Regions from separate parts of the Homo sapiens genome. Here region 2 is linked to region 1. A link is a contact called in ENCODE Hi-C or POLR2A ChIA-PET data. All regions are on one chromosome and are shown on one strand. The core of a region is the stretch at or near the end of the contact, and the rest is flanking DNA. Distances in the headings are between cores, read along the strand shown.

Region 1 (7,350 bases), core at 2,826-5,325:
TGTATTTGGCAGTGTTGTGAAGGTGGAAGAAAAATCTTGCCTTACTCAAAAAAATGAGAAAAATTATGACACAAGAATGATTTGCTGATATTTCTGGTCCTTTTCTCTTCAACCTATCAATGAAAATTCACAAAGCACGTTTGAAAAATTTAGACCTTAATTTGGAAATTAAAAGACTATTATCAAGAGATGTTTCATATTCTCCTCTTTTGACCTCACTTCTAAACCCACCGTTGTTTGCTCTGTTTATTTTTTTGAATAGCTTGTTTTTCCTTTTAATTTGTCATTACCTTTCCTCTAGGCTTTAGATTTCATCATGAATTCACGTTTCTCTACTCCAAAGGAAACAAAATAATGTATATAGATGACTTCAGAAAATAGAGAATAATTTTTTTTAAGTGACAACTCCCTTTCATGTGTTCCTTGTCTCACACAGGCCCTCTTCTAGAAGTAGGACATAACCTACTTTTATGTCCGTTAGTAAGAAGTATTAAAAGAATGGGAAAAAATACCCTTCACCTAACTTTAAAAGGGGTTTCTTTTTTAGTAGGGTAGAAATTAATGCAATGGAGTTCCCGATGAAAATGGGAAAAGATATTAATCATTTAGAAAAGAAATATATTCACATTAAATACACATAGCAGATTCAGGAGCCATAATACTTAGAAAAATAAAGTGTTTTATCAAAACAGATATCTATATCTATTTATCTTGGAGAATATATGTGTAAATTATCCAGATGTAAGTTTTTAAACTATATTATGAATGAAAGTTACGATTAAAAATTCATTACTGAGATATCTCACATTATTAGAACACTAGTGAAATGAATGAGAGCTGGGGACAACCACAAGTGAAAAAGAAAGGGCTATTATTCTCCATGCTGGGAAAGCCCCGTTCTAACTCCTTTATTATAGGCAAGAAAAATAATCTTATTCTTCTTCATGAGCTTCTTTTTTGTGGAATTCTCATTCTTGTTCTTTTCCTCTTTTGGGTGTGGCTTGCTGTTTCTCTCCCTTTGGTGCGGGTGCCAGCTGTAACCAGAACACATGATTTTTAATTTCTCAGGACCTCATAAACATGCAACTAAAATGAAATAGAAAATGTTTCACTTCAAAGGTACAAGCTCTTTTGGCCAAACTTTTCAATTCCCTGCTAGAACTTCTAGGTTCATCTAATTATCTCCACTCGGTGGTTGTGCTTTAACACTGGGGTGGTGCTTCAGAGCAGAGTGAACAATAAAAGGCTTGTTTCCATCTGAGAAAAAGCAGTGTTTCAAATCCTGATTGCAATGTAAGAATATCATTTATACAAATTCACCAAAGTACAAGGGGGCAGACTTGCCAATACATGAGCATCATGTTATTCATTCTTAAAGTTGCTGTTTTGGCTAAACAAGCAAAAGGTTGTTTTCCTTTTGCTTTTGGGTAGAATGCCAGCTTTGTGTTTTGTTATCGTGCTTTGTCACCTAACATGCAGAGCATTTCATTCTAAACCTTTCCTATGCTTTAAGTTTCAGTTAACATAAAATGAATGAAAGTCCTCCTCCTCCTCTTTCTTCTTCTTCAACAAGGTCTGGCCCTCTCACCCAGGCCAGAGTGCAGTGGTGTGATCATAGCCCACTGTAGCCTCTACCTTCTGGACTCAAGCGATCCTCCTGCCTCAGCCTCCCAAGTAGCTGGAAATACAAGCACATGCTATTTTAGTTTTTATTTTGTAGAGACAGGGTTTTGCCACATTTCCCAGGCTGATCTTGAACTCCTGGCCTCAAGCAATCCTCCCGCCTCAGCCTCCCAAAGTTCTGAGATTATAGGGGTGAGTCACCACGACCAGCTGAAAGCTCTTCTTTATTGATATGACAGGTTCACAGTGTGGTAAAATATGGGTATTTCAATGAGAGATAATCCGAATAAACGTTGAGTCCATTTAAAATCCTTTAAGAAGCGTGGACATTACAACACAGGGAAAGCCTGGTGGTGGGTATGGAACGGAAGAGCCAAGGAAAAGGAGAAAGACATTTCTGCTGGAGCCAGTGCCTGGCATTGTGAACCCGAGATGGGAAGTCAAAGGGCAGGGATGAGGAGCGTGGCAGGAACACACTACACACCCTACGTGTATCCACGGCAGAGTTGTTTTCCTGGAAATATATGGACTAGAACAGTCTAGCTTGAAACCAGGGAAACAAAATCATTAGTTACATCATCACAAACCACAAACACCTATCCAAAAGGGAATCTTTATCAGCAGCATGGGCCAGGTGCTGTATTCTCAAAACTTTCCTGGGAATCATCAGGGCATTCCAAAGGGCAGCAGTAGAATGAAGGGAAAGTTCAAGGTAGGTAGACTTCAGTCTGCCCAAAGAACATCCCAACCAACCGCAGCACTGGCCGCGAACTGCCTTACTGAGGAAAGTTGCCTCCACCTGCCCTAGCACACCGCAGACTCCACTAATGATTTCGGACTTTTTCCAGGCTTAGCCCTGCCTAGTTTCATAACCCAAAAAACCTATAGCCAGCGGGGCATGAGCTCCCCCTCCCCACAAGCAAGTGGGCTTAGGCCAGCCTCGGCTGGCTTGGGTGACAGCACTGAACAGTGCCAGGTCTGCTGAAAGCATGGCCGTGAAGCCTTTGCACTTACACACCTCTGGGGTTAGCCTGCCTTGCTGGCTCTCCTGCCAGGCTCCCTACACTCATTTTCAACTAGTTCTCCCCAGGGAAGGAGGAAGAGCTGGCAGCTCTGCCCAGATCACCTGCTTCCTTCCAACCCTTTTGCCCAAGGTTCGACTCTGTACCAGGGTTTCCCATTTCCCTGGGGAGAGCCAGACAGCTGTGGAAAGCTGGTATTTCCATGTCATTCCTGAAAACCTCATGTGGCAACTGATGACTAGTCATGGCCTGATGTCATCTAGAGCCATTTTTCTTCTCTCTGCTCATCTGCACGCTCAGTTAACTCAGGTTTTGTACATCTTCGTTCAAACTCATCACCTCCATTGCTCCAGGGCTTTCCCCTTGGATTCCACTGGATTCAAGGAGCAAATGTCCCCGTTTGCTCCTTCAGATCAAAAGTAGGGAGAAGAGCTTAATTCTCTGTCTTCCTGAATGTAGCAGATGGTATCAGTGGCCCCACCTCCCACTGGCATTCACTTCTACTTATAGCTGACCCCTGAAAATCTCCACTCAAAGCCTTTTTTTTTCTGACCTTGAAAACACACTGTGCCCATGCATGGAGAAGCCAGACATGCTGGAAATTTCATTCCCCTGAAAGCAGCCTGAACCCATGACAGATGGAGAATTGGTGGATTAATACCCCAGATCCCTGGCCCCTTGGTTGGATGAATTCTGAGTCTTGGTTTTCAGAATTCTCTAGTGGGATCGAGCTCTATCTGCCCATGGTGGTAATTTGCTTGATAATGTGCATCCTTTATTGGCTTTCTTGTCTTCTCTGTCTCATGTCCACTATTTCCAGTGTTTTCCGGGACCCTTTCTCAAATTCCTGGCACTTGAATTCTTATCTCAGGGTCTGCCATTGTGTGAGGCTCAGCACAATGCCTAGCTAGCACATAGTAGGCACTCAATTAATTCATCCTTGACAGGTCATTGATCAATATTGCAGATGGGATTTCTGCCTTGGGAGAGAGGTGACACTATATGACCGTGAAGGATTCTTGCAGGTGCAAAAGTCTTCCCACGTAGAAATCAATGTCTTTCCAACTAGGAGACCTAGAAAAGGAGCTGTGAGGTGGAAACATATGAAAAAAAAATTTTCTCCCCTCTGTGCCAACGTGCTTTCATATGTGAAGGAGGAAGCGAGGCTCACAGGTTGGTTATGAAATCATTCAATTTCAATTTCTTGAGCCAGCATATCGCCTTTTATGGACACTGCAGCCCAGGGTAATGTGCAGGGAGTGATTTTCCATCACGTTCTATATAGTTCACAGCAGAACCAAAAATAAGATGTTCAAACCCTAGAGTATTATATTATGAATAAATACGGTCAAATCATATACCAAATACAATTATGATTACTCCATGACCAGAACTCTCGTAACACTCCTTTATGGTTGGTTGACACTGCATTCATATTTCTGTGTCTCAAGTGAGGAAATGAGTCACCAAAACGGTAAAAAAAAAAAGGCGCTGAAAACTGTCTGGCTGCTGTCTGAAGAGAGCTGGAAGAAAATGTTCCTGACCTCCCCCACCATATGCCCGGGCTGATGGGGGCTTCACCACAGTCCCAGACTCTCAAATCTTTCTGACATATTTTCATAAGAGAATAAAACACTGTAGTTAACGAGCTATGTAAGTTCCATTTGTGAATTGGTGTTTGATGAAATGATACATTGTAGAGGTAAAATGGGAATGTGAAAAGCAGGGTTTTTTTTTTTTTTTGTCCTAACAACTGAGTGTTTCATATGGTTGAGCAAAATCACATTTTAATATAGTTGAGCGTATTCCAAATGAGGTCTCTGCCTCCAAGGAGCTGCCTTGCTGGGAAGTCTGTAAAGTTCACATCCTTTTAACAGAACCGGAGTTGATGGAACAGGACAGTCAGGGAGGGGTCTGCACCTGGAGTTGAGACATGCCTGTGGGTGAAAATGGTTGCTTGGAGGGAGGAGACCCCCACACAGGCAGCGGATCACCTGCAGAGAGGACCGTGCCTGGCAGAGGACTGGGTGGTGCCCAGCACTTTGGAAGTCTAGAAAATAAGTAGTATATGGGTGTAGCGCAGACTGAGGCCTGGCAGCAGGGAGCAAGTAATGTGTGATGATCCAAACAGACAAGCACTAAAAACTAAAAGTAGGCCGGGCACAGTGGCTCACGCCTGTAATCTCAGCACTTTGGGAGGCCAAGGCAGGCAGATCACGAGGTCAACAGATCGAGACCATCCTGGCCAACATGGTGAAACCCTGTCTCTACTAAAAATACAAAAATTAACTGGGCATGGTGGTGCACGCCTGTAGTCCCAGCTACTCGGGAGGCTGAGGCAGGAGAATCACTTGAACCTGGGAGGCGGAGGTTGCAGTGAGCCGAGATCGCGCCATTGCACTCCAGCCTGGCGACAGAGCGAGACTGTCTCAAAACAAAAAACAAAACAAAAAAGAAAAACTAAAAGTAGATCTACCATTAAAGAACTAAAAGGAGAACTACCATTTGATCCAGCAATCCCACTACCAGGAATCTACCCAAAGGAATATAAGTCATTATGTGAAAAAGACATATGCACACACATGTTTATAGCAGCACAATTTCCAATTGCAAAGATATGGAACCAACCTAAGTGTCCACCAACAAGTAAGAAAAAGAAAATGTGCTATATATACACCACGGAATACTACTCAGCCATAAAAAGGAATGAAATGTCTTTATGCAGCAACCTGGATGGTGCTGGAGGCCATTATTCTAAGTGAAGTGACTCAGGAATGGAAAACCAAATATCGTATGTTCTCACTCAAAAGTGGGAGCTAAGCTATGAGGATGCAAAAACATATAGAGTGATGTGATGGACTTTGGGGATGCAAGGAAAGAGGTTGGCAGCGAGGTGAGGGATAAAAGACTGCTCAGGTGATGGGTGCATTAAAATCTCAGAATTCACCACTAAAGAACTCATCTATGTAACCAAAAACCACCTGTACTCCCAAAACCATTGAAATTTAAAAAAAAACTGAAAACAAACAAACAAAAAAAAACAGAAGCAATGATGTCTGGAAGCCCCAGTACTGGCTAAAGGAACAGTCACTTGTCAGGCTCCAGAAGTAAGTCTAGAAGACTTTGGAACTGTGTACTTAGTGGCAGTGAGGAATTCAGTCACTAGAACTAGAACTAGAACTGTGGTTCAAGAAAAAACAGCAACACAACAGATTTGGTGAGGACTCACTTCATCTATTGAACTAAACTTTTAAATATCCCTGCAGCTAAAGCCAGAACTGGCCCCAAAGCTAAGCATGGGAAGTTCAAATTGCTGAGCTTGTAGTGGGGCGCATATTAGTCCATTAGGAGGTGGCTGGGCAGGTGCAGGGGCAGGAGATCTGGCAGGTCACACTATGAGTAACCCTGAAGAAGAACATCGATTTCAAGAAGTAAATGGAGGGAGAGACCCCTCTGGTTAAAATTGAGACCCATGATGAAAGGGACACCAAGTTTCCTAAAGCAGAATTGGAACAAAAGTAAATTTAATTTCCTATTTTTAAAAATGGGATCTTAGAAAAATGAGAGACTAAGATAAAAAATTCATTGTATCCTAAACCAAAGAAACAGTTTCTGGGATGTATCCATGGCTCATACTTATTTTATGTGTTTGTCATTTCACTGGGTGAAGATATAAGATGCAAAGTTATCAAAGCAGGGCATGATAAAATTCTGTAAAGAGAACAAAACTCTGGATTATAAAACTGGACTCAAAAAGAATCCAGAGAAACTTAAAATTAAAAACATAAAACCATTTATATTAGCACCAATAAATTAAATACTCAAGTATACATATAACAAAATATGGGCCAGGCGTGGCGGCTCATGCCAGCACTTTGGGAGCCCGAGGCAGGTGGATCACCTGAGGTCAGGAGTTCGAGACCAGTCTTGTCAATATGGTGAAACCCCGTCTTTACTAAAAATACAAAAATTAGGCCGGGCGCGGTGGCTCATGCCTGTAATCCCAGCACTTTGGGAGGCCAAGGTGGGCGGATCACGAGGTCAGGAGTTCGAGACCAGCCTGACCAACATGGTGAAACCCCGTCGCTACTAAAAATACAAAAATTAGCTGGGCGTGATGGTGCGTTGCTTCTAATCCCAGCTACTCAGGAGGCTGAGGCAGGAGAATCGCTTGAACCTGGTTCTAAAGTTTATATGGAGAGGCAAAAGTCCCAGAATAGCCAACAAAATATTGAAGGAGAGGAACAAAGTTGGAGGACTGACATCACCTGACAAGACTTACCATAAAGCTCCAGTAACCAAGACAGTGTGGTATTGACAAAATAATAGACAAATAAATTCCCAGAACAGAATAGAGAGTCCAGAAATAGACCCACATAAAATTGGTCAGCTGATCTTCGAAAAAGGATCAAAGACAATACAATGGAGGAAAGAGTCTTTTTAAACAAATGGTGCTGGAATGACTGGACATCCATATGCCAAAAAATGAATCTAGACACAGACCTTAGACCCTTCACAACAATGAACTCAAAATGGACCACAGACCTTAACGTAAAGCAAAATCCTAGAATATATAAAACTTAGAATGTAACATAGGAGAAAACCCAGGTGACCTTGGGTTTGTGATGTTTGTGATGGCTTTTTAGATACAACACTAAAGACACAATTCATGAAAGAAAGAATTGATAAGCTGGACTTCACTAAA
Region 2 (2,500 bases), core at 1-2,500, 310 kb after region 1:
CTGAAGGCTGGGCTGAGCGAGCCAGGACAGGAGCTTGGACAGAGCCTCCTTGTCTGTGGAGTGATGGGAGAGGAAGCAAAGAAGGAAGGCACAAAGCCAGAAAGCACAGCAGTAGTTGGGAAAAAGGAGAAAAAGAAAAGATGCGGCCGGGCGCGGTGGCTCACGCCTGTAATCCCAGCACTTTGGGAGGCCGAGGCGGGCGGATCACAAGGTCAGGAGATCGAGACCATCCTGGCTAACACGGTGAAACCCTGTCTCTACTAAAAATACAAAAAATTAGCCGGGCGTAGTGGCGGGCGCCTGTAGTCCCAGCTACTCAGGAGGCGGAGGCAGGAGAATGGTGTGAACCTGGGAGGCGGAGCTTGCAGTGAGCTGAGATCGCACCACTGCACTCCAGCCTGGGCGACAGAGCGAGACTCCGTCTCAAAAAAAAAAAAAAAAAAAAGAAAGAAAAGAAAAGATGCAAACCCTGGCATTGAGGCCCCCCCAAAGCCACCAAGGAGGGCCCCTGGGAGAGCGCGAACTCTGCTCCGGCTGCGGGTGGTTGCTGTGGTCTGTGCCTGTCACTCCCTGCTTGCTGAGGCTTTCGTGCCTCGGGTCCACTGGGGAGCAGGAGAAAGTGCCCAGTTCTGTCTGTAGAGAGGACGTCACTCAGGGAGAGGGGCAGGAGCTGAGGGCACGTGACTTACACCAAGGCTAAGGTGCAACGCGAAGGCCCTGACACCTGAGCCCCTGGGAGTTGAAAGGTGACAGGCTAACTTGGGGGATGAGCGGTAGAGTCCGGAGGTTCTAAATGGAGCACAAGTGGACCCTCGAGCGACCTGAGAATACAACCCAGAGGGCTCATGAACTGACATGGGAAAACAATGACATCTGTTTTCACTCACCTCTGGTTGAAACTGAGCAGTTCCTTGTATTATGAACATAGGTGGCAACCACTTAGTGTTAGCCAGCAGAAATAACGGGAAGTTTCATTCCACACTTTCGTTGTTGCCAGTATCTCAAAATGTTATTCAGGCTCATTGCTATTTCAAAATCCCATGGTCAGAGACCCATCCTCCCGGGTATCAGAAAGCATGGGAGCCCTGACCCTGACGGCCACCAGGCTGCAGGCAGAGGGGCATGGCCCACTTGGACCTGAGGGTGTGTCATTCAATCCAGCAAACATTCATTGAGCACATTCTCTGTGCTGGCCACCAGGTCCAAAGATGAACAAGGCCGAGACCCCGCCAGGAGGAACTCAGGGAATGCGACAGGCACAGATGAGCAAGACAATAGTGACAACGCAGCATGATTCATGCTGAGAGTGCCGGGGAGGGCGGGAGGCCAGGCAGGGTTTCTCACGGGAAGTCACATTTGAACTGGCTTTCTCACACTTGTGAAAGTGCGCCCAAGGACGCAGGACTTTCCTGAACCAGAAAAATCCCTGCTCGCGAGTGTGCACATCTCCGCTTAGAGTGCAGAGGAGCAAACAGCAGAAACTTCCCCCGGCTGTGGAGCCGAAACAGGAAACCACCCAGGAGCCCTGTGCAGAAGCGGCCGGGGATTCCCAGTTCCCCAGGACCCAGTGGGCGTTTTCACAGGAAGCCTCTCTGGGTGAAGCCCCTGCTGTACCCGTCCCGCTAGGGATGGAGGCTCCATGAGGTCACAGGTTGTTTTCTGTTTCGTTGGCTAATGAATCTCAAGCATCTATGCCTGGCACGGATTTGCTTTCTACAAATATGTGTTAAATGAATGAAGAAACACAACTGGATCCTTCCAAAATTGACAGGGGCCCAGCACAGTGTCTCATACCTGTAATCCCAGGACTTTGGGAGGCCGAGGCAGGAGGACTGCTTGAGGCCAGGAGTTTGAGACCAGCCTGGACATTGTATTGAGACCCTGTCTTGACAAAGAAATTGTTTTTAATTAGCTGGGCATGGTGATGCACATCTGTAGTCCCAGCTACTCTGGAGGCTGAAGTAGGAGGATCACCTGAGCCCAGAAGCGCAAGGCTGTAGTGAGCAGTGATTGCACCACTGCACTCTAGCCTGGGCAATAGAGTGAGACCCTGTCTAATTTTTTAAAAAATGCTGGGGGCAGCTGGATAAGGCAGGCCGTGGCTCTGTCTCTGTGTGTGGCACTTGTATCTCCAAATCGCCATGGTGCCCTGCATGTAGGTGACCTAGGAAGACACCTCCTCCAGGTCCAGCAGATGTGGAACTGTTTCATGCCATTGAGCAGGTGGAGTGCTGTTGAGGTATGGCTTACTCTGCCCTCTCCCGGGACCACAGGGTGCGCTCTCGCGGGGGTCTGGAGAATCCTAGCAGGTGTCTGAGCTGCCTGGATTAGGGATCTCTTTCCTCAGAGTGTGATCTGAGCTGGAAGGATGGGTTCCAGGCTAGTGGGGGAGGGCTGGGACTATCTTCTCTGGGAGCCTCCATCTTTGGCTCACAGTGGGTGGGCACAGGCACCTCACAAGGCCTGACAGAGGCCAGTCCCCGATCAGTGTAGGGAGAGC

Evidence for each region. A loop is a pair of places that touch in the nucleus more often than their neighbours do. ChIA-PET counts read pairs that join two places held with the same protein, here RNA polymerase II (POLR2A). Pooled maps may share reads with other maps.
Region 2: a loop to region 1 is called in a pooled map, with 2.4 times the contacts of the local background. The contact joins the promoter of LNCARGI here to the enhancer-like site in region 1. A Hi-C loop is called at or near these places in 5 of 50 pooled maps. POLR2A ChIA-PET finds 5 or more read pairs at or near these places in 2 of 52 experiments (OCI-LY7 and T-cell).

The regions. Positions count from the first base shown.
Region 1 is chr13:99,121,041-99,128,390 of GRCh38, forward strand. No RefSeq gene overlaps it. Among named protein-coding and RNA genes, the nearest start is that of DOCK9-DT, 38 kb to the left of the region's middle. RefSeq lists an enhancer at 4,029-4,128. Within about 2 kb of position 4,076, at least 2 of the 41 ENCODE cell types and tissues checked have a DNase peak (open chromatin) inside an H3K27ac peak, as active enhancers do; they include OCI-LY7, where a contact is called at or near this core.
Region 2 is chr13:99,431,500-99,433,999 of GRCh38, forward strand. LNCARGI (lncRNA antiviral response interferon signaling inducer) reads right to left here and starts at 1,251. Exons shown (of 2, transcript NR_197585.1): 1 at 888-1,251. RefSeq lists enhancers at 378-557, 568-647, 891-2,090, 1,098-1,827.